Linked DNA regions of Homo sapiens: region 2 is linked to region 1. The links are chromatin loops, found by intact Hi-C in ENCODE. Cell type or tissue: ascending aorta. All regions are shown on one strand. Links, peaks and the distances in the headings refer to the core of each region. The heading gives the core; the rest is flanking DNA. Region 1 has its middle 140 kb from the start of SGCD. Region 2 has its middle 290 kb from the start of SGCD.

What was found. Peaks named below come from ENCODE experiments on the same cell type or tissue, not always from the same donor. Only the 100,000 strongest peaks of a DNase experiment are listed, where the experiment ranks them.
Region 2: a loop joins it to region 1, with 2.0 times the contacts of the local background. A loop is called at or near these places in 2 of 110 quality-filtered maps.

Annotation. Positions count from the first base shown.
Region 1 is chr5:156,176,931-156,192,527 of GRCh38, reverse strand. It overlaps a transcript of SGCD not described here. Among named protein-coding and RNA genes, the nearest start is that of SGCD, 140 kb to the left of the region's middle. In ascending aorta, for the core only: no CTCF peak of the experiment used is centred there; no DNase peak of the experiment used is centred there; H3K27ac peaks cover 1,523 bases.
Region 2 is chr5:156,029,549-156,045,145 of GRCh38, reverse strand. It overlaps a transcript of SGCD not described here. Among named protein-coding and RNA genes, the nearest start is that of SGCD, 290 kb to the left of the region's middle. RefSeq lists an enhancer at 1,908-2,456. In ascending aorta, for the core only: no CTCF peak of the experiment used is centred there; a DNase peak (open chromatin) is centred at 8,310; H3K27ac peaks cover 3,162 bases.

The sequences.
Region 1 (15,597 bases), core at 3,883-11,882:
CTGTGTTTGCATCCATTAACTTACCTCTCTTCATTCCCCTCCTGTACCCCCATACACTTCCCAGCCTTTGGTATCTATCATTCTACTCTCTATCACCATGAGATCAACTTTTTTAGCTCTCACATATGAGTGAGAACACATGATATTTGTCTTTCTGTACCTGGCATATTTCACTTAACATAATAATTACCAGTTCTACTGAACAAAGAAAATGTTTTGTATATATATACTGGAATACTATTTTGTGTGTGTCCATTATTGGAATTTTCTGATTAATTAAGCACGCTAAAATGTCACTGATAAATCACTTCCAGGACATCTACTAAGTATCTAAATGCATCACTATCATAAGATTATAAGATGACTCCTTTTGGAAGAAACAGCCCCAAATATAGACCGTCACGATGTCTCCTAATTTTCCCTTTCTTACAGACCAGTAATCTCTGGGAAAAGAGGAAAAATGGAGATGACTATTGTCTTTTTCTCCTTGGATCATTCCAAAGTTTCTTCTCATTCGATAATTTATATAACCTGACAACTTCCTCAATCATCATGATTCATTTTGGAATGCATTAAAGCATAAGGTTTTGTTTTTGTTTTTGTTTTTGCTTTTCAACAGTTTTCTGAAGAAGAGAGACAGATGAAACCTAACTAGGGAATCCCAAACCTCTCTAGTGGCTGCTGATTACCTGCCAAGCACTCCTGCAGCTGAACTGTGAAAATGATTGGCTGGTTCCCACTGAGCCCCAAGACCCATTGGTTGCATCCCACTGAGCTGTGATCCAGATTGACAGCTTGAATGTCTCTCTCTTTGAGCTTTATCTGTGACTTCTTGCCTTTAGCAGTGCACCTGTATAGCCACTAAGCTCAGAAACAAAAGAGACACGACCCACATCTCAAAGTTTTGTTTCCCTTGTACTCTCTTAAGGAAATAAGTAGTAGGGGGAAGGAAACCCTAGCAACAAAGAAAGAACTAGACATGCAAAACAAATTATTGGGTGTATGCAATTAACATCCTACAAACCTGGAGGCTTATGCTCAATCCAACAACATACCTAACATTCTGAACATAACTTAGAGTCATCCTAGAAACTGCAGAGATGTCACATAATGAATGAACAGATTGACACTCCTTTTAATGCGTCTACCTTTTTTGAGTCTGATATCAATAAATCCATCCTTTGGTGATCAATCACCTGTAAGTTAACTAATAAAAATCTAGCATCTTGATTCGAGGAACTGGAATTATACTTTGATGTCTTCAAGATTCCAACTTTGGAATCTTCAATTAAGTTGTATGATTATCTCCTTTTCTCATCTCTGTAAGGTGTAACTCTAATTATTATACTAGGAACCGGGTAATGCTGAGTTATCATCCTGGATATCATGTACTCTGTAAAACCAAGAGTTTTACACCACTTCGTTCCCATCTATTACACTGGAATAAATTTCAGTATAATGGCCTGATATTAGCTCCAATCCATTACATTGAAATAAATTCCCCTTTTGACATGTTTGCCTAATTCATAGATTATGAATATCAATGAACTTTTATTTTGTACATGCTATTTACATGGAAAATATACAAATCATATATATTTAAAGTGGTATTATTTCTAGAAAATTTTCTCAGAAGCTAATTTTATAAGACTTTAAATTCTAAAGAAGTTAATAGCAGGTAACTACTCCCGATGAATTTTAGATGGTGCAGAAGAAAATTCTTAGAGCTGGCATGGGTCCTTCTTTAAAATAGGGTACTTTGAAGTGGAAACTACCACCTTTTTCCTGCTCTGGCTTTATTCCTATTAAAAGGTACATGTTACCTCTAATATAATATACAACTTACTTAGTAATTACGATTATTATTTTTTGTCTCCTCTGTTAAAATATAATCTCCACAAGAGTAGATATTTTTGTCCATTTTATTCACTAATGTATGCCAAGCACCTGGAATTATGCCAGGTACACAGCAGGAATAATAGCAGATATTATTGATTTGGAGAAGTTTTCATTTACCCTAAGTAGATGTCAATAAATTACATAGGGCAAAACTTAAAAACCCCTCTTTGTTCTTCATGCAAGCCCCTTATTATTATATTTCCTTCCAAACAAGTTAACAACTATTAGCAGTTTGATAGACTTTCTTCCGGGCAGATCCTTTTTTGGTGGTGGGGAATCTATCTGAAATACATGGTAGATGGGTCACTAGTTTTTGAATTATTTAGCAAATATTTAGTAAGCACCAGCTAGGTCCCAAGCACACTTTAGATGATTTTCTTGATAATGGCATTCTTTCTGGCTGAGCCTGAGTATGGACTTATAGTTTGCTACTACTAATGGAGCAGATTTACATTATAAGAAAAAACTTCCCAGATCCATGTGACCATTTAGATAGGCTAACTGAACTAGTCAGCCCATGCAATGCTGTACACACCCAATTCCACTCTAGGTAACAGAATGCAATGAAATGCCCATATGTAGGTCTTTCAGAAACATTAAATAGGAAGCCAACCAGAGATAGGTTTATCCAGATTGCAGATCTGGCTCTAATTTGTCAACATCTTTCAAGGGAAACCTATTTGCTACCCAATGAATAGCCACCAAATAAATGAGAACATGGTGTCCTCTAATGCTTTTCTCCAGTGCTCCCAACCTCAGAATCAGCAGTCTTTAATTGTCACTCATTTACTTAATATAGTGTTCAAAAAAAATTCCTGTCACAAGGCGCTTTAATACGCCCTGTTCTCAATGATATGTTCTTCTGTTTGTACATCAGCAACAGCACAAAATACAATCTAACAGACTTTGAAAGTTCAATGCTTTACGTCTTTTTTTGGCCTCATTTATTTTCCGGATTTATTCTTGTCCTTTCATGCCCTTAGCCTCCTCCACTTTCTGTCTTTAAATATCTAATTGCCATGTGTTCTGATGGACAAGCCTTTGGCCGAGGTCCCCTGTTTTTAGTAATAGAGGCTCTCTCCCTTTATCGCTTTTTACAAAAGAGATTATCTTAATTAAATGATCTTTATACTCATAATTTCCTAACTCTCATTTCATATCTGCTTTGTTACATGATCACTAAGGTCCCCTTCCAGTTCTAAAATTCCATGACATTTGTGCAGGACAAATACTAAGGAGATCATAGAATTTATCTGTTTTCACTAATTTTTTTTAGCATTACAGTTGGCTTTTTCATTTCAGTGACATTTTACCATCAATTTGCCTTTAGATTTTCCTCACAGAATCATTTTCAACCCCCAGAGGTTTTCAGCCTCCAAAAAAACAGAACATCTGTGTCACTAGCACGTACTCTTCATAGCTGCATTAATGGCAGGTGCCAGAAGAGGTAACATGTTAGGTTTGTTGGATGTTAAAGGAGGCAAAGAGAAGGAAATTATAACCCTCTTCTTCCTGGCTGAACCCATGGTGGTGGAGAGTCAAGCGAAAGCTTCCCCTGGCCCTCTGAAGATTCACTGAAAAATCAACTCCTAAAAGTCAGATTAACTGGAGAAAAGGCACACAAATTTATGTAATGTGTACACTGGGAAAACCACAGAGTGATTACCCACTCTACAACAGGGTGCAGAAGCTTATACACCATCCTAGCAAAACAGGTTATAGGGTTGGGGAGAAGAGGAATTCTGTTGAGGGAATTACTAGGGAGAATGAATGGATCAGAGATTAATTTGTATATTAATTTGTAAAAGGGTCTGTTCAGATGTGGTTACGCTCTCGGTCTTAGAAGGAGGCGAAAATAGAACTGTTTTCTTTGGTGGGTCTGGATCTTGGGCAGATAAAGGAACTTCAACTTCATCTTGTGCATGTAGAGAGGGATTGTGTGTATGTGTGTCGGGGGGGGCGGTTGGGGTGGTCAGAGAGACACTGAGGCTTCTTCAGCATGTCAAAGTGCCATATTTTGTAGATATTTGTCTTTGAACCCCAACAGTAGACACTACCAATGGCCCATGTAACATGCTTCCTGCTGAGGAAGGAAAGGCTCTCAGAAGCCTTTTGCAACACAGGAAACTCCAGGTCACCACTACTGCTATATTTGAGTAGGTCCTGGAGATTATTCTCTTAGAACTAGCCTGAGACCTCCTTTAAAACAAAGCATCTCGAGTATTAGCCACTACCTTTATCCTGCTCTACTTTTATTTTTCTCACAGTATTTATCACCTTTTAACTAATGTATAATTTACTTTGTTATTAGGTTTATTATTTTTTGACTGTCCCTCTAAAATATGAGCTCCACAAGGGCAGGATCATTGTCAGTTGTTTTTAATGATGTATGCCAAGCACCTGGAATAACGCCAGGCACACAGCTGGTGCTCAGGAAATATGTCTAATGAGTAAAAGAATGAATGAGTTTCTTCCTCCACCAGCATCAGAATCTCAAAGCTCAGACCAGGGCAAGGCTAATAAGGCATCTGGGGCATAAAATGTAAGGAAACACTTACTCTTAGGCCCCCCTGCACTAGCATGACCCCGAACATGACAGCCTCCTTGAATTCTGCACCCTAGGCACCTCACTGCCTCACCCTAATCTTAGCTTTTAGAATCCTCACTGTTAAGAACACATATTTCTCACCATACCTTGTACCTCCTGGATCACAATCACTAGGAGGAGAGAGCAGCCTGGGAATTCCATTTCTAATGAGCTTCTTTGTCAGTCTTACACAGAATTTTGTTGGAAAATCACTGATTTAAATTAAGCAGTTTTGCCAAGATGAATTTTCATTACATCATCTCTGGCCAGTTCCATCCTCATCTCATTCAAGGTCTTTCCCACCCTTTCTCCCTTAGCTTAGCTTTCCCCTCTTCTCCCTAACAAAGTTATAACAGCAGCTAACAGTGTTTTCTAAGCCCCAGACACTGTTGTAAGCACCTTACCATTTATAACACACCTAATCCTCATACATCATGCCACAGGTACTATCAGTATTCGTGTTTACATATGAGGAAACTGTGGCAGAGAAAGGTTAAGGAATTCACCCAAGGTCACACAGCTAGTAAGGTCAGACTCAAGATTCAAATCCAGAAGCCTCTAGAGGGCTAGAGACTATATGTCTATTCAGAATGCTTTTAACATTCTAGCCAAAAGAAAACTGTTTTCCTGCACATCCTAGATCCTCTCAAATGGCTTGCCTTTGTTCAGCAATTCTCTTTACTGAGAAAGCCTTTTTGGTCCCTCCTCCATCAAAAAACCTGCTATTAAAATCATATCCATTTCCCATTATCCTATTGAAATCATATTCATTCCCCATTATCCAAGCAGAACTCCATGCCCTCCATGAAGCCATCTTCAGTCACCCTAGAATGAAGGATCTTTTTCCTCTCTGCTGTGGTCATTTAACTTGGTTTATGATTATCTCTATTATCCTGTTTATACTGGGTTTTGTTGTAGAACTAATCTAGTAAGATTAAATATTTTGAAATACTCACCCTTTTACCCATTGCCCCTTTCCCTCATTAAAGTACTGACGATGCCCTTCTATGTTCATTGCTTCTAGAGGGTAGAAAAAAAACATGAAAAGAAAAAAAGAGGTACATTCTTGACTTTTGAGTTTCCAAAACTTAGTACATTCTCCTAGGAGAGAACAAATATTACTCATGAGTAAAGGCCATTGACTTGGGAAAACTTTGGATGAGTAAAAGGCAGAGCTATCTGGCTGACTCCCATACTTCACATAGCAAATTGGATAAAAATTCCTTATTGGGAGGAAAAGTAAAGGGGAGGCAAGGAGTGAACAGAGATTTCAGGGTCTTGAAGAAAAGGGAGCCTTAAAACAAGTTCAGATGTGACAAGTTCAGATTAGCTTGGAGACACAGGACAGCAGAGAATATCAATTCCAGGCTAGAGCCCAAGAAAGCAGCATAACTCCAGGAAAAACTCATAGTTGCATATAGTCGTGTATGTAAGCAGAGAGAGCATTAAGCAGCTAAGCAGAGAATGCCTCAGGAGCAATACAATCACCTATTTGCCCAAAAGTAGCATAAAACCAGATAAAGTCTTAGGAGTGCCATAGATGCTTTCTTTAGCTAATATTTGAGGAGGAGAATGATCTCATGTGTCCTAAAGTGGTTTTAGAAGATATGAGAGAAAGCTGTACTTGAACGGTAGGGATGAAGGATGATTTGGCGGTATCTTCAAAGGACAACAGACCATATGGCAACAACAGTATCATAGCAGATATCAACATAGATTACAACCAGTCCATCTTCACCCCCAACTACCCACCAGTCACAACCTCAATATGTTAGAACTCAATATAGAAGTCACCCCATGTTTATATTAATATGTTACCTTCACTTTGCACCAGAATGTTTCTCTTGATTATAATCCACTCCTTAGTTCAGGTCCTGGTATAAGAGGGGTTCAACAGGTTTTTGTAAATTAATAAATTAGAGGAAATCTCACAAAGTTGGAAATAGGTATTTTTTTTTTTGCCAGGAAAGTCTTCTAATGACACTAGTAAACATTAAAGTGGCCAATTAGAATAATTTAATACAGGATGCTTCTACCATATTTCGTTATTCCGATCACAGATCTTTGGTGCAGATCAAAAGTACCCCAAGTCCTGAAGAGTTCTGAAACAGAGCAATTATGAACACAGTAAAGAAAGCATATGGGAGACATGGCCCTCTCTCTCTCTCTCTCTCTCTCTCTCTCTCTCTCTATATATATATATATATACACACACACATATATATGGCCATATTTATAAGTTTGTAAAAATCACAGCCCACTGTTTTTAAAAGTCTCACAACAGAAGTGACATTTGTTGAGGTCCCACAGGGGAGGGTTTTTGTGAAAAGTGTTAAAAATAAATCACGCTGTTTCTGGCAAGGTTTCCTTGGGGAAAGTCAGATGCCAGATTATCCTTAACTTCAAGTTAATTTGTACATATCAGACAACTAACTGTAGTCTTTCATTTCTTATCAAGGGAAAAAGATGTTAATCAATTCATAGTTGAAAAAAGGAGGGGGATACAGAGGATTAAAAAAATTAAAAGAGGCCAGGCGCGGTGGCTCACATCTGTAATCCCAGCACTTTGGGAGGCCAAGGCGGGCGGATCACAAGGTCAGGAGATCGAGACCATCCTGGCTAACGTGGTGAAACCCCGTCTCTGCTAAAAATACAAAAAATTTGCCGGGCATGGTGGCGGGCGCCTGTAGTCCCAGCTACTCGGGAGGCTGAGACAGGAGAATGGTGTGAACCCGGGAGGCGGAGCTTACAGTGAGCCGAGATTGTGCCACTGCACTCCAGCCTGGGCAACAGAGCAAGACTCTGTCTCAAAAAAAAAAAAAAAAAAAAGAAAATTAAAGGAAGGAGAAACGCATGCAGTATAACAAAGCCAGTCATTTTACTGCCTGACCATCACCACTGAAGGAACATTTAGAACCAAAACACAAACATTTCAATTATTTTTAGAATTCAAATAACTCAGAGACTGACTTAAAAGGAAAGAAATGTAAAAAGTGAGCATCCATAAGGAATCATTGTTCCTTGAATGGTGTTTTGAAGGCTCATAATGGGGCACAGGAATATTGCATATTGGAATAGTCACCTTAAACCCAGTCTACTTTGTGAGATTATTGTTTTTATAATTTGCTGCTCCAGATAAATAATATACAAGACCCAATCTCAGCTTCAGGGCAACAGCAGGCAGCACTGGGTTATTTAGTTATATTTGATATAACTGGCTCCTCTTGGGCTGGTGGTCCTCACTATTTCACCTGTGCCCTTATCTTGGCATGGTCCTTGTCTTCTGCTGAGAGGCAAAATGAATGAACTCTTGCTCCATCAAACTAGCAGAGCAGGAGGGAATAAGGAGGTGGTGGTAGGGTGACCTTTGGAACCACTGATATTCTTTATGTTTGTATTAAATCAATTGTATTGAATCAATTGTGCCTCATTAAGAAATACACTCCTTACTTTAGGTGTTTTAAGAAGTCTCATAAATATAAGACAGGACAAGGAAGAAGCAATCAATAAACATATGAGGGCATATTGCAATATCAGGAGTTTGAGAGGGCACAGATTGGGGTAGCATCTTATTTAAATTATTTTTTAAAATATTTTATCCAAGTACTATTTGCATATATTTAACAATCCAAAAGCTAATAAAAAGGCTTACAATGAAAAAAAAAAAAAACTGGCTGCTTGTCAGCCTTCCTCATATCCCCACTTCACAGGATAACATTTTCAGTTCTTTTAGTTGTGGCTTCTAGGACAGATGGTCACCATCTTATGATGGTTCAACAGGATTTTTTGACTTTCTAATGGTGTGAAAGCGTTAGGCATTCAGCAGAAACCGTACTTCCAGTACCCATACTATCATGTTTTTCACTTTCAGTATAGTATTCAATGAATTATTTGAGATATTCAACACTTTATTATAAAACAGGCTTTACGTTAGATGATTTTGGCCCATCTGTAGACTACTGTAAGTGTTCTGAGGATGTTTACAGTAGGCTAGGCTAAACTATGATGTTTGGTAGGTTAGGAATATTAAATACATTTCAACTTACAATATTTTCAGCTGATGATGTGTTTGTCAAAATGTAACCCTACTGAAAGCTGAGGTACATCTGTATTTGCTGTTGTGTTTCCAATTAACATGATTATATTACTGCTCTTGATTTTTCATAGTTAGCTATCATCCACTGACTTGCTACTATAGAAGATGAGGATTGAACTCTTGTATTACCAGCCACTCTGCCACCCCCACTTACTTTCTCTCCCCTTCCTCTTGATAGAGTTCCATCACATTTTTAATTAAATTTGTAGCCATATGTGGCCTTTAAGACAATTATTATGGATGAGGTGCTGTGGCTCACGCCTGTAATCTCAGCAGTTTGGGAGCCAAGGTGGGCAGATCACTTGAGGCCAGGAGTTTGAGACCACCCTGGCCAATACAGTGAAACCTCGTCTCTACTAAAAATACAAAAATTAGGCAGGTATAGTGGTGCATGCCTGTAATCCTAGCTACTTGGGAGGCTGAGGCACGAGTATCACTTTAACCCTGGAGGTGAAGGCTGCAGTAAACTGAGATCGTACCACTGCAATCCAGCCTGGGTGACAAAGCAAGACTCTGTCTCAAAAAAGATAATATTAGTAATAATAGTTATTATTGTATTATTATGACTAGGTAAATATTGTTCATTACTAGGCCAAGTGGGGTACTGTGATTTCAATCTCATCCTATTTTCAACTTTTTGCTTTTCTTGAAACTATTTGCCTCTTTAATTCTTCAAATGTTTGGCTCCTTTGAAATCTACCTAAGTCTTTTCAGACACTCCATTTTTCCACCTCTAGGACAATGGTCTTAGCTGGGACAGCTGGGGTAACATGACTCTGCTCCACATATCTTTCTCCAGCACCACACCCAGCCAATTTTTGTAATTTTAGTAGAGATGGGATTTCACTGTGTTGGCCAGGCTGGTCTTGAACTCCTGGCCTCAAGTGATCCACCCACCTCGGCCTCCCAATGTGCTAGGATTACAGGCATGAGCCACCATGCCTGGCCTATAATAATTACTTTAAAGGCCACATATGGTTACAGATTTCATTAAAAATGTGATAAAACTCAAGAGCAGGAGGAAGAGGAAGGTGTATCCTCACAGTGATGGCCGAGAGAGAAAAAGGTAAAAGTGAAAATGTACAAGTGTTCTTGCATCCTCTGCATATGTTACATTTGCTAACACCTCACTGGCTAGGCAAATCACATGGCCAAACTCAGAATCAAAAGAAAGAGACTCTGACCCTTTAGTGGGAGAAACTGCAAAGTCACAATGTAAATGGGCACTGACACAAAAAGGGATGAAGAATTGAGACCATAACTTAATAATTCTACCAGTCATTAACCAGGTGACCATATATGAATGGATGAGTTTCAGGATTCCCTAGCTTGTTCTTTTTATTTTTTTTGACACAGAGCCTCACTCTATCACCCAGGCTGGAGTGCAGCTGCACGATCTCAGCTCACTGCAACCGCCACCTCCCCATACTGGGCTCAAGTGATCTTCCCACCTCAGCCTCCCGAGTAGCTGGGACTACAGGCCTGTGCCATCATGCCTGGATAATTTTTGGATTTTTTGTAGAGATGGGGTTTCACCACATCACCAAGGCTTTTCTCATACTCCTGGACTCAAGTGATCCACCCACCTTGGCCTCCCAAGTGTTGGGATTACAGACATGAGTCACCATGCCCAGCCCAGCTTATTTTCTGTTCTGCTCCTAAGCTAGCCAATACTCTAATCTTAATTGCTATAGCTTTATAAAAGGTCTTGATATCTTACAATGTTAAGTCTTCCAGATTTGTTTTTTTCTTCATGACTGCCTTGACTATTCCTGGCTCTGCATTTCCATATAAATTTTAGAATCAGTGTGTCAATTTCCACAAACGTATCTGTTGGGATTTTAGTTAGGACTGCATTGAATCTGACAATGTTAACTTTACCTAAAGCCCTGTGCTCCTAGAAAATAGCAAAGGTCAAGAAATCTCCTCCATCCCTTGAGTTCCAGGAAATTGCTTAGTGCAAAGAACAAGCCTCTCGCATATGATTTAGAGAAGACTCCCAGATGCCTTCCTTGTTTACATATGACATGCTCAGTCACAGATCCTCCAAATTCCCATTCTTTGCCTCATAAATGATTAGCTAAACTCTTAGTACTTAGTGATTAATCTGGATGAAATATCTGCTAACTGGATTTAACTAAACTTGAGTCTGGCTTCTTTCCTTCCTCCAGCCTCCTAACCATTGACTTGCTGTAATGGTTAAACAAGCATTGCATGCCAAATGAAGGGCCCCTCCAAGAATCATCTGACTTATAAAAGGAAAAAAATTCCTGAACAATTATCTAATCACATCACCTTGCTCACTTTAACTGCCAGCCCTACTGCCCCATACCTAGTCCTTTCTAGCCTTGTTTACTGTACATCGCTATAAAAAGAAAAGCCTGACCTTTAAGATGGTTGCAAATGTTAGGAATGGGGAGTTCTCCCTATTGTAATAGTACCCTTCATTCTATTGTAATTGTCCCCTTCTCCTTAGTTTAATAATCCCTTTGAATAAAGTCTCTCTTTACATAAATTCAGATTTGTTTTTATTTGAAAAATCTATGGGTCAGTTTGAAAATTAGTATGTTAATGATAGCAAGTTTTTTAGTCCATGAACATGGTATAGCCTTCCACTTATTTAGGTCTTCCTTAATCACTCTCAGTAATATTTTGCATTTTTCAGCACTGAGATTATATATCTCTTTCCTTAGTTGTATTGCTAATTATTAGATGTTTTCTGATGCTATTTTTGGGGTGCAGAAAACAATTCTCCAAAATATGGTGCTTTGGCATGCTGAGCGCTTTTAAAATGAAAGGCCTCAGAAATAAGCTTCAGAACCAAGGTTTCTCTCTGTCCTTTCCTCACTTCCCTGACTCTCTGATCCTCCTTCCCAAAGCACTGAGAGAAACTCTGGAATTTCTTTATCTCACTAAGAAAGCTTATTTTCAAAAGAAATGCATTTGTCTTAAGACCATCTCCCTAGGAATCTCATCAATTAACCAGGAAAGAACAAACAGCAGAGAAGAGACAGAGTCATCATCACATCCAGACAAATTTTTAATTTATTCTGAGAGCAGCTCTAAGAGATTACCTTTGCTCTTGTGCAGTTCTACCCTTTGCCTTCCCCTTAACTTGTCCCACCCAGCTTCCAAAGAGAATCATTTACAAAATAATGTGTGCCTCCCAAATCCATACATCTCTTCCCTATGAAGAGAGTATTTAAGTCTCAATCATCCAGCCCCTCTTCAAGTCTCATAATTTGTGTATGGCCCTCATGTACATAAACATGTTAAAATAAATGTTGAATGCCTTTTCCTCCTATTAATCTGACTTTTGTCAGTTCATTTTCAGTGAATCTTTGGAGGGTAGAGGGTAAGCTTTCCCCTGGCCCCTCCATTATTATAAATGATATTTTAAATTTTCATTTTCTTAATATTTGTAGCTGGAGCATATATTGATTTTTTATTAAAATTACTTACTATAGGAATTTGTCTACAGAGTTTAAAATGTTTTTATCTACACAATCATGCTGTGAATACTGATAAATTTGTTTATTTTTTTGAGTTCTTATGTTTTTTATTTTAATTTATTGCTTTATTGTACTGGCTATGATCAACAGCACAACGTTTAAATGAGATAGGTGGCATCTTTATCTCATTCCCTATCTTAGAGTAAAAGCTTTTAATAGTTCACCATTAAGTATTATGGTTTGCTGTAATTTCTTAGCAATTTTTGTATATGTTTGTGATCAGACTAAGGAAATGCTATTGCAGTTTTTTAATAGTTTTAACAATTAATAGAAAATACTTTTGTGCTCAGAATATATTCATAGAGGTGAAAACTGAAGCACATTATCTTTAAGTTTCCCTTTAAAGATCATGTGGCAAGGAAGTTGCCTCAAAAACTACAACTTCTGACTTCAGTTCCAAGTAAAATACTATAAATATTTCCATCACCACATCTCTGAAGAATATATCCTCTTGTATTTTTTTATAGGTTTGCATGTTTCACCAACTGCAGTATCATAAATAAAAGTTGGGTCCAGGTGCTGTGGCTCACGCCTGTAATCCCAACATTTTGGGAGGCCCAGGCAGGTAGATCACTTGAGGTGAGGAATTCGAGACCAACCTGGGCAACATGATGAAACCCCATCTTTACTAAAAATACAAAAATTAGCTGGGCATGGTGGCAGGTACTTGTAATTCCAACTACTGGGGAGGCTGAGGCAGAAGAATCACTTGAACCCCAGAGGCGGAGAGGTTCCAGTGAGCCGAGATCACGCCAGTGCACTCCAGCCTGGGCAATAGAGTGAGAATCGGTCTCAAAAAAAAAAAAAAAAAAAGTTGGAAAATTATAACATATTCATTGGGGTGAGGAGAAGGGAATATATTACACAATCTATATGGAGGGCAATTTGTGAATATGCATTGAAAGCTTTATCATATGCACATCATTTGACCCTAAGATTTTCTTAAAGTGATATTTTAAAATACCAAACTCAGTAAGTATACAACTATGTATATACAACAAGAATTATTGAAACATTTTTTAATAATACAAAAGGAAACAAAATATCTTGCAATACGTAAATGAATAAATTTATTGTACACCCGTATAATGGGATTTTATATAGCCATGAAAAATTGCATGTAGCTGCACTCATTGTTTTTAAATATGATATCAGGATATAAGATTTTTTAAAAACCAAGCAGCACAGATAGAAAATCATTTTTGTTAAGAAAAAAACTATATGTATATAGTGCAAAAGTACATAGAAAATGTTAATAGTAAACATTTACTTACTTCCCCAAATGTCTATAAAACACATGCTTAGATGTGTATGTTAAAAATAGCACCATAAGGAAGCAATGATGAAAGCAGAAAACAATATTGTCAGTCACATGTCAACAGTCATTTTTCCTATTTTGATTCTGAGATTGTCATTTATTAGCCTAAAACCTACCTTTGATCTTGATTAGAGTATTTGTTAGTGAAAACAGTGACTATGCGTTGGACCTATTAGGAAACTATTAGTGTAAAGTTGTAGGCACTGCTAAAATCTCAAACAACATATATTGGCAATCATTAATACATTCAGGCTGGGCGCGGTGGCTCACACCTGTAATCCCAGCACTTTCTGAGGCTGAGGCAGGTGGATCACCTGAGATCAGGAGTTTGAGACCAGCCTGGCCAACCTTGTCTCTACTAAAAATACAAAAATTAGCCAGGCATGGTAGCCCATGCCTGCAATCCCAGCTACTTGGGAGGCTGAGGCAGGAGAATTGCTTGAACCCAGAAGGCAGAGGTTGCAGTGAGCAATCTCTGCTTCCATCAGAATGCCATCGTTCTATAGAAGGGGAAAACTAAGGCCCAATGGGTAAGATTTATCATTTGTCTATAAGATAAAATTATATTGAAAGCATGTGTAATATGTAGAACAAATAAAATAAAATTAACCTGAGATGCATATGTATAAAGACTCATAACTCTAATTTGTAAAAGAGATTTGTTGTGAGCATTCTTATATTCGTATAGTCCTGCTCTGAAAGCACAAAGAACTTCAAGCATTTGGCATGCATGATTAACTGACATTATAACAGAACAGGTCAAGCTGTTTTCTTAGAAATCTCTCTCCACGCTGACGCACTCGAAGCATTATCAAAACAGCATTCTCTTTAGTTACGATTCAGTTACACAAAGGGTAGACAGACAGTGCCCAACTTATAATGATTCAACTTATGATTTTTTTTTTCACTTTGGGGTGGTGAGAAAGCCACATGCATTCAGTAGAAACAGTACTTTGAATACCCACACAATCACAGTTTTTCACAGTATGTTATTCAATAAATTACATGAGATATTCAACATTTTATTATAAAATAGGCTTTCTGTTAGATCATTCTGCCAAACTGTAGGCTAACATCAGTGCTCTGATCACACTTAAGATATAGATTAGGCTTAACTATTATGTTCAGTAGGTTAACTGTATTAAATCCATCTTGACTTCTTATATTTTCAATATACATTGGATGAAATCCCATGGATTAAGTCCTCATCCTTAATGCTGCCAAGTGATTTAAAAAAATTCATTTTCTCTGTATCTTGTCAAATTGGTCAATGCCGCCCATTAAACAAATATTGGGTATTTTTAAGACTACCCTACCTAACAAGTCTACAGCAACAAAAATTAGATCCCTGGTTTTGTAGGACTGGGAGACTGTTTAGAAAGGAGGGAATGGACTGCAAAAAGACTTAAGGACTCTTTTGGGGGGTGATGAAAATTTTCTGTATCTCAATGGTAATTTCATGTGGGGATATGTTTGTCAAAACTAATAGAATTGTACACTTTAAATAGATGCAGTACATTGTATATAAATTATCCCTTAATATAGCTCATTAAACAAACAAACAAACAGCTCCCGAGATGCACAGGACCCTCAGGAGAACTGTATAATCAAGTAACAACTTGAGTTGCTGTGCCCATGTTTTCCAAGGCTTACATTTGCAATTTCTCTAGCTCAATAAGATAAACCCAAAAGCCACTTTTCAGACCATCAAGGTATTTTCCATTTTAAATATTAATATCTCTACCATTTAGAAAAGATTTACCTTGATCCCAGCACACAAGGCTCACCAGAAAAATTTTTTAAAAATACAAAATTGGGCCAGGCACGGTGGCTCACACCTGTAATCCCAGCACATTGGGTGGCCGAGGTGAGTGGATCACGAGGTCAAGAGATCGAGATCATCCTGGCCAACATGGTAAAACCCCGTCTCTACTAAAAATACAAAAATTAGCTGGGCATGGTGGCGTGTACCTGTAGTCCCAGCTACTCAGGATGCTGAGGCAGAAGAATCGCTGGAACCCAGGAGGCGGAGGTTGCAGTGAGCCGAGATCACGTCACCTCACTCCAGCCTGGGCAACAGAGCAAGACTCTGCTTCAAAAAAATAAATAAAAAATAAAAAATTACCTTAATTTGTTTTTGTTTGTTTTAGAGCTGGCATTCAAATTATCTGTTTGAAGTATGTAT
Region 2 (15,597 bases), core at 3,969-11,968, 150 kb after region 1:
GTTGAGAAAGTAGGCTCCTGATAAAAGGATAGGTTTGGAATGTCCCCAATTCTCTTTCTGTCTCAAATGTTCACTTGCACTTCTGCCATGGAATAACTGTAGCAAGAAGGTGCTCACCTGACCACATGCCAAGCAAACACTGCACCATGCCCTTGGACTTCTCAGTCCCTAGAACTGTGAGCCAATTGAACTATATAAATTACCCAGTCTGTGGTATTCTGTTATAGTAGCAGAAAACAAACTTAGGCAGTGTGCATGTGTGTATATTCACACACATATGTAAAACATGTGTGTGTGTGTGCACCTGGAAAGATATACACAAACTTATGGTTTGGATCTTTCAGTGGTAGAAATGTTATTTTTAATTTTGCTTCTCTGAGTATTCATTAATTTTCTACAATGCATATGTACTGCTTCCATAAAAATGAAATATCATTTAACGTAATTGATGGTAAGTCCTTCTATATGAAAAAAATTCTGTCGGTTTATAGAATGCTTTGATCTTCATACCTTACACCAATTTCCACTGTCACACCTTTCTCCCAGTGAACCAACTACAATTATGATCAATGGTTTTCTGTAGGGAGAGCTACTAACAGATACTCTGCCTGATTAAAAAGGGGAAGACAGCAAGTATCACTTGCCTATTGGCAAGATTCCATTCATTTATAGCTGAAGCAACCCATGATTCAATCCAACTAATTCAAATGAATCTTCCTAGGTGAATTAAATCAACCTCCCTATGAAAATATTCCTCTAAGTATTAAAGAGAATAATACCATCTTCTGGTCTGACAATTCAGAAAACAATCAAGCATGGAAATGTAGGGCCAAAACAGAAATACAACTTTTTGATTTTACTCCATTCAACAGCCTTTGTTGAGCATCTAATGTGCTCAAAGCCCTAGGCTTGAACATTTCACTCCCTCCTACCTGAAATGTTACATTCTTTCTTCCTCACCAACTATATGAATTTTACCTCTTCTTAAAGACCTTACTCTCATTCCAATTTTTCTAAGAAGACTTCTCTGACTTCCCCAGTCCAGAGCAAACATCCCCTGCCTCTGAAAGCATAGGGTGCTTAGGGGCTCTTTGACTGAATACATACAAATATTGAGCACTCTGTTATTTAAACATGTTTAATTCTCCCCCTAGAAGATTGTAGGATGCTGTATGGTAGAGTCTTTTAAAAAAATTCTCGGTTTTCTCCAGTGTTTTACCCTTGGAAGACATTGAATAAATGTTTGTTGATTAACTGACAGATTTGGGATTTGCCTTTCTCTTGGTCCAAAACTGTGGTACAAAACTGTGAGAGTACAGTTAATAGTTATTGAAATGGATGCCAACTCTCTAAACATGGTAATAATTCCTTTTTTAAAGAGTGTTGGATATTACTCTATTTTTTCAACTGGTTTTAAAAAGGGTAGGGCTGTTTTGTTAATTTACAATACAAAGAAGAAATCTCTTCCTTCCAGTCTGTGCCAGATGGGCTGAAATAATGAGAACTGAAGGTTTCCACAGTCATGCACCAGGTGACAAAATAAAAGCTTTTTCCAAGCAGTAAAACTGTTCTTTCTCTGCTGAGAAAGTGTCTTAAGAAGCAAGAATCAGCCAGCTAAAAGCTGTATCTTTGCCCCCACTTTCCCAGTGCTGAGCCAAGAATAGGAGACACTAGAGAGGTGAAATTTTGCCAAACCCCTGAGAAATTAGACAGTTGCTGCTGGAGATGCAAGAGGATAGGTGACATTTAATTGAGAAATTGCCTAATTTTCCATCAGTATGATAAAAAAATAACAATGTGAAATTGTTGGATCTTGATGTGTGTCTCTTAGTTAGAGGCAGGTGCCATCCAATTTCATTTTTTTAAGGCAAAGGATCTTAGCAACAAGGTGGCTCTGTTCCATGCTCTAAGGATGCATTTAGCAACATGGGAAGCTTCATGTATTGATACTTGTTCTTCCAGAACTTCTGATCTGCTCTATGTTCAGCAAAAACTGGTCATGAAACTGCCTTTGTAAAAATTGTAACCGTAAGAAAATTATGACAGTAAAAGAGATCTGATCTAATCAATCCCCATTTTATCTTTAATCTCCAAACTGTCCTTAATCATTCCTGGGGTTGGGCCAAGCTAATGTTGAGAGACATAGTTTAAATGACAATAGCCTTTCCCCAAAACTAAATTGCCTTTGTAAAGCTAATGAAAGACCACTAGGTGAGGAGGCTGAGCTAATGAAAGGACCACTAAGTGAGGAGGCTGAGAAGAGCCCAGTTCTGCTGAGGTGTAGATATAAATGATTACCAGCCATTATTCTGTAGGTCACAAGATTCACAACTTCCCCAATTACTCCAGCAGATAACATTTACAGAACCTAAGATTGGCCTTCTGAGATGTCTTTTCAGGTTTCTGCATATCTGACAACTGATGGCTCCCCCCAGGCCCACCAGCTGGTCCTGTGGCCCCATCCAGAAGCTGACTGAGCACACAAATGAACCATTTTCCACAACCCTATGATTGCATCCCCAACAAATCAGCAGCACCCACTTCCAGGCCCATCAAAACTATCCTTGAAAACCTCTAGCCTCTGAATTTTCGAGGAGACTGATTTGAGTAATAACACTCCAGTCTCTCATTCAGCCAGCTCTGCATGAATTAAACTCTTTCTCTATTGCAATTCTCCATCTTGATAAATTGGCTCTATCTGGGCAGTGGGCAAAATGAGCTTGTTGGGTGGTTACACTCACTGTTAAGCATGGGCTGTGGAGTCATCCCAATTTGTGTTAAATTCCTGCATCTGTCATTTATTAGCTGTGTGGTTTGGAGCAAGGGTATTAGCCTCTCAGTTCTTCAGTTTTGTCATCTATGAAATGCCAAGTGACACTTTCAGGTGCTTAACACCTGACACATACTTCTCAAAATGTGGAGGTTCTGTTATTTTCTTCTATCGACAAAAAAAAAAAATACCTATTTTAATTACTTATAAATTCAAAATTCAGAGTGTACCTAACTTCCAGATTTGGAGGAAACAGTCTACTTGTGCAGTTTTAGACAAGAACGGAACACATTAGAATCATTATAGTAGTTGCAACCCAAGGCCCTTGGTGTTGCTCCACTTCAGTTCTCCACATGTGCCAGCCTGGTCACTAGCTCTCACTTTGATCAAGCTCTTTATACCTTTGCCTTGACACCTATTTCTTTCCTATTCCTAGCATGTCCTTGGCTGCTATTCTCAGTATAGTCAAATTCCATCATACTTCAAGGCTTAGTCCAAAGGTCACTCACTGCCTTTGTGAAGTTGTGTAATCCACAATCAGAAGTTACTATTCTTTCTGGAACCTCTTCACAGTATTTAGAGATTACCTCTCTTTTATGTTTATTTTATTCTATTTTGCCTTATGATGATCTTCCTTACAGGAAACCTTTTTGCATGCCCTGCAACACATGCCTCACTTCTCAAAGGTTTGTCATTTTATAGAGAGCACTCTCTCTTCAAGTGTGTATCTTTCACACAGTTGCGAAAAGACACACCAAGTCTAGAGTTCTTTACATAATAGGTACTCAATAAATGGTTGATGGATGAATGATAAATGAATAACTTCAATCCTGTTGAAAATCAATTAAAAAACTCGATCTCTACTTTAGGCAGAACATTCTTCCTTCAGGCCCTCCTCTCCACCATCTCTCTTCTGATATTTCTACCCTTCCCTACTAAATAACAGTGTCTGCCTTTCGGAAGTATCGGAAAAAAATTTCTACCTGTGCTCCTATCCTTCCTCATTCTTCCATGCGCAAATGAGGAGAATGGGATAATCTTCCCAGTAAGGAAGGAACTGGACCGAAGTACAAGGCAATCAACCCATTCTGGGGCTCAGCACGCTAGACTGTGGATAAGTCAACCTGATTCAGAGGTGCTGTTGGCCTAGGCCATCTTTATTAGCTCAGCTTATCTGTGAGGCCTGTGTTGACTTTTCAATTGGTTTATAACTTACAGAGGGAAAAAGGGTATGATGTGCCTCCAGATACACATCTGATTATGCTTTTATAAGTCCTGACATTGAGCTGATGCTGGGAAGGATACTGGAAAAAAACACTATTTCAAATCTACTTCAGAAGGAAACACAGAACATCACAGTTTATGCCTCAGAACAATAACAGAAAAATCCCAAGAAGTTTACTTTTTTTGAATTGAGATTCTAAATCTGATGATGTTTTATTAATAGGCTACTATAAAATCAAAATGGGCCTTCAGCCAGTACATTCCTAAATTAGAGGCTTACACATCACTGGGCCAAGCTCCATCAGGATGGCACTAGATTCAGTAGAGGATTTTCAAAGCCCTAAAATAATCTGATGTAAGACTTAATATTAGATGCCCCATTATAAGAGATAATGAAAAATGTTATCTAAGTGGAAATGAAGGCATGCATCTGCCCACACTCATGGGAGGGTCACCAACAGCTGGATGAGAGATCCTGCACACTACACCACACCACCTAGGCCTATGAATTCATTTGCTCTGACAGCAAATGCAGAAGAGTGGAAAGTGGTGGCTTTTCACACTCACCGATTTTAATTCAACAAGGATCTAATCAGTTTCTACTTGGTATGCAGTGTGCTAGTAGTGCTGGCTGCCCTAAAGCATAAAAACACGTGTCATCTGGCTTGTTGTGTACTCCACAATGGTATTTTTGAGTTCCTCTACTGGATAATTATAATCAGGGACAGATCCACATTTTGTGGGGCTAGAAGCTTACACAATTTGTGGGATGCTCTTTAAGAAAGAGAATATAAAATTATAAACACAAAATATAGTGGACATTCTTGAAAGGGGCTCCCGCTTGTCGGAGACGCCAAGGCTTAAGCTTCATCAGTAAATCCTTCTCTGGCTGTAGCACAGTAGTGCTACATACAATTCCCATAAAATTATCTAGCAAATGGTCTGCTTAATGTAAAAGGAATATGCAAGGGGTGAAGCACCAATGATGATGGTGATGACGATAATGATTATATTTATACAGCGCTTACCTCTGTATCACTTCATGCTTTTGCCATTGGTCAGTATAAACCTATGTCAGAAGCTGGATGACAGCTCTTTGCTAATCTCCATTGTCTTGGAGCTCCACTTTTAGCTACTCTCTCCCACATAAAACTCCTTGTGTGGAACCTGCTGCTCCTACAAATGGCCTGACACTCACTGTAACTTATCTTCACAGTGCACCATTCAGAAGAATTTGAAGAGACTGCACATCAATCTCTTTCATTTCTAGAGCAGTTTAGAGGATTTTTTTTCTTTTATATAGGAGTCATGACAAGAGCCAACTGAAGCTTTTCTGCAAATACATCTCCCACGATATGTTACTTCTCTTTCTCTTTCACGATGCTGAAACAGAAAAAGGAAACTACTCTCTCCGTAGTAAAAGGAGCTTCATTGGATACCCTGCAAGGTATAAAAGCTGAAATGAGAAATGAGAAAACATACAATTCTTTAAGTCTAGGTAAGTTAGATTTCCAAGTGTTGCTTTTCCTTAACTGCTCAGTTGATGTTCAGACAAATGTTTCAATTGTCTAGTTTTCAGTTTATTATTTTATTCAACAGATAGTTTAAATATCTACCATGTGCCTGTACTTTATTAGACCCTAGCAATCCAGCCATAAATTTGTGAGAAAGAGCACATGCTTAGATACCATCATGCAAAAACAAAACCTCCCAAGGAGCTTGCTCCTTTCCTTGTCAATGGAGGATGTTGCCTTTAATTTTGATTCAGGATGCTGAGGGGTCTGGGTGGGGGCATACAGAGATAAAAATAGCAAACAGCATTTGAAATTTTCTTTAAAAATTGAAAATCAATATTGTCAGTTAGAAATGCATATATTAATAGTATGCTGTAGAAGGTAAAAAATGAACATGCAGAACTAAGTGTGCTGGCTGATTCACTAGAGAGGCATAGGGTATGACAGGAGCAAAAACTAAATGGTCTTATTGGTTCTTAGGGCTAGGTGGTGGAGTGGGCCATAAAGGAGGGCTTCTTAAAGGAAGTTGACTTAGGATAGAACCCAAATGTCTTTACGTATATGGGGACTGGGATGCTACCTTGATAAAAAGCTCCTGAGGCAGGAAAGGGCTATTTCTGTTTCTAGGGGGAAGATGAGGATGTCTGAATTGAAGAGCGAGCAAGCAGGTGGCCCTGGTGACATGGTCAGAGGCCAAACTGAGCAGGGTTTTGTAGGCCCTGCTAAGGATTTTGCCTTTTACCTAATATATACCACTTTGCATATTTGTAAAAACAATGTTAGACAGGAAAAAAATTAAAACAGCCTCAATGTGTGGTATGGGAGAAAGAGCCCTTTGTAGGTTCTTCTGCGCCTTTTCTAGAAACACAGTGCAAAGATCCCCAAGGAAGAAAGGCTGTTTATCCCCATATTCCCCATCTAACAAAGTAAGGAACAAAGTAAGGCTTTATGTAGCCATGTTGCCTCTGTAAATTTTGCTTTCTTGACTCGTAAAGAGAAAGCTTTGGTCATTTTGTGTGTGTGTGTGTGGGAGCCATTTTTTTTTTTACTTTTTATTTTGAAATAATTTTAGATTTGCAGGAAAGTTGCAAATACAGTACAGAGTTCCTGTATGTATCACATCCTAATAATTTTCCCTAAGATCAACATCTTATATAGCCATGGTGCATTCATGAAAGATGAGAAATTAACATTGGCATAATACTATTCACTACATTATAGACTTTTTTTCAGATGTCATTGATTTTTTTTCTGTTCCAGGACCTACTTTATGCTATCCCATTGCAATTAGTTGTCAGGTCTCCTTAGTCTCCCTCAATCTATGACAGTCTCTTCATCTTTCCCTGTCTTTCATGACCTTGATACTTTTGAAAAGTACTGGTGAGGTATTTTGTAGAATGTCTCCCTGCCTTAGGATCTATCTAATGCTTTCTCATGATTGGCTGAGGATATGAATTTCAGGGAAGGATGCCTTCTCATTGGCCTAATGATTTGAAGTTCTCTAACAGCTCTGGGTGTTATAAGAAAGGTAATTTCCCTGGTCTCTATCCCCATCTTCACTCTACCAGATCCAGAATAATCCACATATCAGATATGAAAGAAGTTTAAGATAGGACAGTTACGGGAAGGCTTGTGTACTATCTAGTTTTCTTTTTAGGGGGCTCATTAACCTTTGACTCTCCTCAAACTTTATTTGTTCTATTCATTGCCTGCATTTTTGCCTTCTCCCTGCACCCTGTAGCTACTACAGATGCAATATATTATATTGACATGATAAGTATTATGTTTCTTCAAAGAGCTTTTTTAGCATGATTACTTTTGGTCTTTAATAACCCCAGGGAATTTCTTTCTAGATAGCCTAGTCTGTCTACATTGGCAGGGAATTAACACGTGCAAGACCTGTGTCTGCAAATTTTCCAGACCTCACTGTTTGTTCTTTAAAAAGACAATGACTCATTCCCAATTATCTTTTATCTTGTAGACAGAGCCATCTTCCTGAATTTAAATCACAGCCATCAACAAGCTACCTAATCTATGAGTGGAATCTTTAAAGATGGAACACAACAGATGCAAGATGTTTTATGTGTCCTAAATAAGTTTGTGTAGGTAACTTTCATTTTAGGTCAATTTGACAGGCCAAATTGCCTGCTTACAGAGTTTAGGGAATTAGGACCTGAGAACTGTGCAGGTGCCATCAGGGGAATGCAAAGATGTGAAGAAATGCCTGGGACTGGGGAAAACATTGAGGAGAAAATGACTGCAGCTGCACTGTTTTATCAGCTCCATCACACTTGCTGTCACTGCCTTGAACACACAGTGTTCCCTTCTGCCTCAGGGCCTTTGCACATGCCACTCCTGCTGCTCAGATGGCTCCTTGTCCCCAGCTTCTTTTGCCTCTCTCAGGGAAGCTTTCACCCACCTCCCAGAATAGATCTGGTCCTCCGTCATCTACTTTTACAATTCCACATGTTTTTCCATCATAGCAAGTAATAAAATTTGTAATTACATGTCTGTGTTGTAATTGAATAAAAATAATGTCACCTAAAAATTACTGAGCACTCTTTATGTGTGCCAAGCACTACAACTCTCATTCAGTCTTCAAAACAAAACCATGGGGACACTGAGACACAATCTGATCAATTTCCAGCTCTCCAGTAAACTGTAAGTGGCATGAGGAGAGGTTCTGCATGTCTGTTTTGCTCTACCCTGAATCACTAGTGCTTGGCAAAGAGCTTGGCAGGAAAAAGCTTGGTCTATATTTATTAAACAAATAACTGCAGCATGACATAGAAGGAGAAACATGTGCTCTGGGGTGAAGCATATTTGGTTCCAAATCTTAACACAGAGTATGAGCCACTCTTAGGAACCTACCAGGCCCCACCAAGTATGGAAATAAAGGAAAATTTGAGTCTCTCCAAGGGAAATTCCAGGCACCTAGCTAGCCCTGTTACCAGCAATTGAGGAAGGGAATAAATAACCCATGAAGCAAGAAAGTAAAAAAAGCTTAAATAACAGTAACCCAAGTAAGTTAGAGTCTCAAGATGTTTTGTTCTCTAAAGAAACCAAAGGTAGCATCTTAACGTATGTCTCTGAGTTGTCTTTCAGAAACCTCGGCCCTCATCAGATGGAAAATGCCTAGTGCTTTCCCATAGACCTTAGATAAGGGGAAAATGAGGACTGAGATCTGACTGTCATTCTTTGCTTTAAATTTCTTCCTGAGGAGCCTGGATAGAGTCATGCTTACAGGACAGACCTGAACATTTCTTTCTGCTGATGATTTTGCCTGAAACTTCTGCTTTCCTGAAATGTACCCCTGCCTTTAAAAACTCTGCTTGTAAGCCACTGAGGAGTTTGGATCTTAAGTGTTAGCCACCTGATTCTCCTTGCTTGGCACCTGCTGTACAAGTCTCTATGACCTCTCACTGCAAATTTTGGTGACAGTGTTGGCTTTTTCAGCCCACCAGGCAAGCAGACTCAAGTTTTATTTAGTGACAATCTCAATTCTGTGATTAGCTAGCTCTGTAAATTATAACAGCTTATTTAGCTTCCCTAAGCCCTGGTCTATCTGAGATCATGAAACCTCATCACAAAAGCCTTTAAAGGATTTAGATGAGATAATATAGGTGAAAGCACATTCTTGTGTCCAGCATGTATATAACTATAAAGCTGTGATATAACTAACAGCTTCCCTATTAAAAAATATTTCTTAGAGTTATAACAGTTCTGCAATTTTTCTTGTGATGGTATCACTATTCCTAAACACCATTTTGATACTTTGCTCACCAAAATGCTACGCTTCAAGATTATCACTTTGTGTTCCTTCTCTGATCTTATTCCAAGAATGAAGATGGGTTAAATATAATTCACAGAAACACGTCTAATGGAAGTTAACAGGAAGTAGTCACTTTACAATCCATTTTATTGGATTATAGAAAGGCAAATTACATTTCTCCTCTGCCATTAGAGAACCACCTAAATAGCCACCCCATTCTACTCTTGTTTTTATTATTATTTTTTATTTTTTTGAGACAGGGTCTCCCTCTATTGAACTCCAAGCTGGAGTTCAGTGGCACAATCATGGCTCACTGTAGCCTCAAACATCTATGTTCAAGTGATTCTCCCACCTTAGCCTCCTGAGTAACTGCAAATATAGGCATGTGCCACCATACCTGGCTAATGTTTTTATTTTTCTTTTGTAGAGACAGGGTTTCGCTACGTTGCCCATGCTAGTATTGAACACTTGGCCTCAAGTGATCCTCCCGCCACAGCCTCCAAAGTGCTGGTTAAAGGCATGAGCCACCATGACTGGCCCTATTCCACTTTTCAGGCAGACAAAATTACTGTTTTAACCACTCTGTTAAGGCTTTGGCAGCAGGTTAAAGTTGCACGAGTAGATGGTAGAATTCAATCCCAAACTTTAAAATGCACAAGACAAAAGGGAATAATATTAGCATTTCAAAGTAGAAAAACAAACAGACTCACCGAGGAAAACTTTAAGAAACACCTTAGGATTAAATTCCTTTGAAGAGCCTTGATTCCTGAAATAACAGAATGGTTATCTAATGGTATCCATTATGTCTCACTAATTGCCTTATGAAACTTACACTGGAAACATGTAGAAGGTATTTATGTATTATAAAAATTGCCAAAAAGTATGATATTAGAAGGTGTTCACAAAAAGAAAATAACAAAACTTGCTTACATTTATTAAGCACTTACAATATGCTAAGCTCTGAACTACACATTTTAACTAAAGTAGTTTTCATTGGATCCTATGACACATTTATCCAACAAATATTGACTAAGTGCTTACTATGCATGAGGCACTGTACTTACAGCAAGACAAACATAGTTCCTGCTTGCATGAAGGATGAAATCTAGTGGGTGAGACACATCTTGAACAGTTTCTTAATGTTTATTGCATAATTTCACATGACCAACTGATTCTGACTTGCCTTGAACTTTCCTGGTTTTTATACTGGAAATTTCACATCCTGAGAATAACTTTCTCAGTACTGGGGGAAGGAGAATAACTGGTCACTTAGCAAAATCACACAAGACACAATTGATTATAGTAAGTGCTATTACAAAGAAGTACAGAGTTATATGAACTACGGATGGTTAGCCCTCTTTTACAGATGAAGATAACAAGGTTTAGGAAAGCTAAATGGCCACATTCATATGTGGGAAAGGAAAGCTTTGAAGCTTCATTGTTCTGGCACCTAATTACATGACCTGATTTCATGTAATGATGATAATATATCTTCTGGTACTTTATACTTCAGAGTCCAAATCTAGACTCGCACTAATTAATGAAATGTTTTCAAAAGGTTTGGTGGAGGAAGGTTCATCAGAACAAGGAAAGACAGAATTCAGAGCAAATCCCTTGGATCTGGATCCTAAATGCAGCTCCATCACTGCTGGAAACACCTGCATATCTTTCAGCTGTGGGTGGCTCATGTGAAAACGAAAGAAAGCATTTTTCTGCTTGACTGGAGTCTTTTGCAGGAGACAAAAAGTGTTTCTTCAAGTGTGAGGAGTGGGGTAGGAGAGAGGGACTATTAAAAATTGGCAGGGCATACCTAAATACCTCTGGGCAGTGGATGAAAAATATCCCTGGAGGGTATTACAGCAGTTCATTTTGGTTAGCAAGACACAGTTTTCCCTTGGTAGAAAGTTGGTGAGGAAAAGATTGTGTCTTGCATTGAACAGTTTGATTTGGCTGGCATCTTTGATATAAAAAATTAAGTGCAAAAATGGGCAATGTGAGCCAGTAAAAAGAGGTTCAGAGTAACCCCCATCATATGCTCACTCCAATGATGGCAGGGTCTTTGGTCTATTTTGGTCACTGCTGTATTCCCTGCACACAGAAAAGGACATTCATTGCACATAGTATGCCCTCCCTAATATTTGTTGAATGGTTGAGGGCGCAAACAATAGTCTTAGTTTCTAATTTGCAAATGTGAGAAAGCTACTTTACCTCCCTGGGCCTTGGCTTTCACCTCCATTAAAGAGGAGAGTTTAACTGGATGACTTTTATTACTTCCAACAAATTCAAATTCAAGGTCTACACTTCAGGTTAAGAATTCATCCATGGATTCTTATTTCACTTACCCTCAGTGAGATAACTCAGAAACAGAAAGTCAAATACTGCATGTTCTCACTTACAAGTGGGGACAAAACAGTGGGTACACACGGACATATAGAAGGAAACAATAGACACTGGGGACGCCAAAAGGAGAGAGGGTGGGAGGAGGGTGAGGGTTAAAAAATTACCTATTAAGTATAGTGTTCACTATTTGGGTGACGGGTACACTAGAAGCACAAACCTTACTATTATGCAATATATGTATGTAAGAAACCTGCACTTGTATCCCCTAAATATATTAAAATTTTTTTAATTGTTAGATTTGTTGAAGTTTGGTTCAGGAGGCCATGGTTCCTGAAGGCATCAATTCACAAGGATCTCAACAAGTACCACAGAATGAAGAAACAGACAAATTTGAGCTTCTTTTTTTTTGTTTTTTTATAAAGTATTCTATTTTTAATTTTATTATTTTTGAGACGATGTCTCACTCTGTCTCCCAGGCTGGAGTATGGTGGTGTGATTACAGCTCACTGCAGCTTTGACCTCCAAGGCTCAAACGATCTTCCTGCCTCAGCCTCCTGAGTAACTGGGATCACAGGTGTGTGCCACTATACCTGGCTAATGTTTTTATTTTAATTTTTGTGTAGAGATAGGGTCTCCCTATGTTGTCCAGGCTGGTCACAAACTCCTGGGCTTAAGAGATCCTCCTGCCTTTACTTCCCAAAGTGCTACAATTACAGATGTGAGTCACTGTGCCACGCCCCAAATTTGAGCTTCTGCCTGGTGCTAGGTGTATTTGGGAATTAAACACTCTTTTTTTTTTTTTTTTTTTTTTTTTTTTTTGAGACGGAGTCTTGCTCTGTCGCCCAGGCTGGAGTGCAGTGGCTCACTACAAGCTCCACCTCCCGGGTTCATGCCATTCTCCTGCCCCAGCCTCCCTAGTAGCTGAGAATACCGGCGCCTGCCACCACGCCCAGCTAATGTTTTGTATATTTAGTAGAGACGGGTTTTCACCATGTTAGCCAGGATGGTTTCAATCTCCTGACCTTGTGATCTGCCTGCCCTGGCCTCCCAAAGTGCTGGGATTACAGGTGTGAGCCACTGTGCCCGGCCATTAAACACTCTTTTACCCTTCAATTGACAATGTATCTAAAAGTTGACTCATTTCAAGCCAGAAATAAATTTGAATAAGACTCAAAGAGTTAAAAAAACAAAAAAGAATACAACCCATAGACAGGGTGAGTCTCAATGTCAGGGCATATTTCTAGATGCCTAACTAAACAAGAAGAGTTAAATAAATTATAGCATAGTCATAAAATAGAAAAACAAATCACCATTAACATTGATATTGTAGAAGTATGTTTATTGACAAGAAAATTGTTCATGATACTGTTAGGTTTTTTTTTTTATTTTAAGTTATAAAACAAGCATAAGCCATATAGTGTGATCTATACACGTGTTCATATGCAGGCCTAGAAGGAAACCTGAAGAGATACACACTGATATGTAAGCAGCGATTCTCACTGAATTGTAGATTTATAGGTAAGTTTATTTTTATGATTATCTATCTATATCATCTAATTTTCCTCTATGGCTATGACTTATCATATAATATAAATTGATATAATGACTTAGCACCTAATAAGCACCTAGCTCTTCAGTAATGAGGTGCCATAATGTAGGCATTAGGACTTGGGCCCTGGAATCAGACCACTTGGTTCAAATCTTGGTTAAGCCCCTTGGTTACTGTGTGGCCTGGCTGAATTATTCAACTCTCCCCCACTATAAAGCAAACAATAATATTCAACTCACAGATTGGTGCTGAACTTTAAACTAGGTAATCCGTGCAAAATGCCTGACATACATCATACACTTGATAAATCTTAGCTATTATTATGCCAAATACAAAGAAATAAGTTTTAGACTATGTAAGCCTGTCAAATAATATGGACATTATCCTCAGGGAGCTTTTAATTTGGTAAGAATAATAAGACTAACACACAAGAAATGAAAGGAAAACCTTACAATAACCTCCTAGAGTCAAAAATCTGGAATAATTTTTGCCTTCTGTCTCAAGCAGCCTTTACATTCGATGAGATGCCAAGTCCTGCCTGGTGGGAAGCTCTTTCCCCATCATGCCCACTGCCACTCCTCCTCCTCCAGTTCATGTTTCTCTTCTGCCTGCTCACTGTATTACATTCCAAAGGGTTTCTAGGCCTCTTGTCTCATTTTCAAGTTCCTGTCTGTCTACATCAGTGGTTCTCAAAGAGTGGTTCTCAGACTAGCAGCATCAATATCACCTGAGAACTTGTTAGAAATGCACATTCTTGGATCCTAACTGAATCAGAAACTCCAAGGATGGAGCACAGGAATCTGTGTCATAAAAAGCCTTCTAGGGGATCCTGATGTGCATGTCAGCTGGAGAACTTCTGCTCCATACAATATTGGCAGATCAGTCTCCCCAAAGCACATAAGCTTCTGTCACTGCATATCCCCCACTTGTCTCTGGCTACTGAGTAGATGGTGACAGATTTTCTTATGCTGCTACTGGAGGCCTTCTGCCCATGGTCTAGCACCAATCTACTTTTTCAGGCTCATTTTCCACTACTTTTTTTCACTCAAAAACATGCCCTAGTACAACTAAAGCATGTAATTCTCCCTAGACACAGTCCATGGTATATTCTATGTGTGTTTCTATTTGTACTATTTGTACCTTTATTTGCACTATTTCCTAAAGCTACATGTAATTTCTTCTTCCTTTGCACCTTAGATGTCCCAACCCTGCTCACTCTCAAGACCCAGGGCCCCCCCATGAAACTTCTCTCAATAGGCCCACAACCCCCTATGGAAATGACTACTTCCTTCTCAGAACAACAAAAGCATTCAACTCACCCGTCCTTTCCCCCATTCATTTCCTTGGTATCACCACAATGTTTAGTTTACTAGGGCTGCTATAAAAAATGACCATAAACTAGGGGGATTTAAAATAACAGAACTTTATTTTCTCACAGTTCTGGAGGCTAGAAGTCTGGAATCAAGGTGTTGGTGTGTTAGCAGGGCCTCACCTTTCTCTTAGCATCTGGTGCTGCCAGCAATCCTTGCTGTTCCTTGGCTTGTAGACATGCCACTCTCATCTCTGCCTCTGCCGTCACCTGGCATTTCCCCTATGACTATGGGTCTCTTATAAGAACATTATTAAGCCATTATTGGATTAGGACTCACTCTTACCCAATATGACCTCGCCTTAACTTGATTACATCTGCAAAGACCCTATTTCCAAATAAGGTCACATTCTTAGATCCTACAGGATAGGACTTCAACATATCTTTCTGGGGAACACAATTCAACCATGGTAATTTGCATATATTACATATCACCCCTAATCAAGAGTAAGCTCCTTGAAAGCAAGCACTCTAGCTCATTCCTATTTTCATTTCCCTGTATTGGTTAATGAACAGAAAACTAAAGACATAAAGTAGAATGTAACTAAGCACCCGTTACCTTAACTAGTATCTGAGCACAAAATTATGTGACATGGTCCATTCAGTGTGGGAAATTGGGAGGTGAGGGAGGTAGGTTTATGAGGGCTGGAGGGCTTGGCGAAGGCTTTCTGGGGGAAGAAAGGCTGCTTAATGAGTAGACAGGATTTGGAGACAGAGAGAAAAGAGGCTGTAAGTTTCCAAGTAGCGAAGCTGTATGAACGAAATATTGTCAATACAAATTTTTTTAAAAAATTAGGTAAAGTGAAATTAAAAAAAAATTCTGTGTTGGCATAGCCAGAGCCCTAGAGAACAGATCTGGAGGTAGAAGATGGATATTGAACAGAAATGGGAAATGATCCATCACTTGTTCTTTTTGTTAGTTCAGTGATCATTGTTTGGTCTCTTCTCTATTTTTCCTGCTAGTTTATTACTCCCTGGCTGGCTTCTAAATTCTGTTTCTGAGAGAAGATAATTGAATTGGCAGCCGAATATGCCCATACAACCCTGGACTTCATTCTC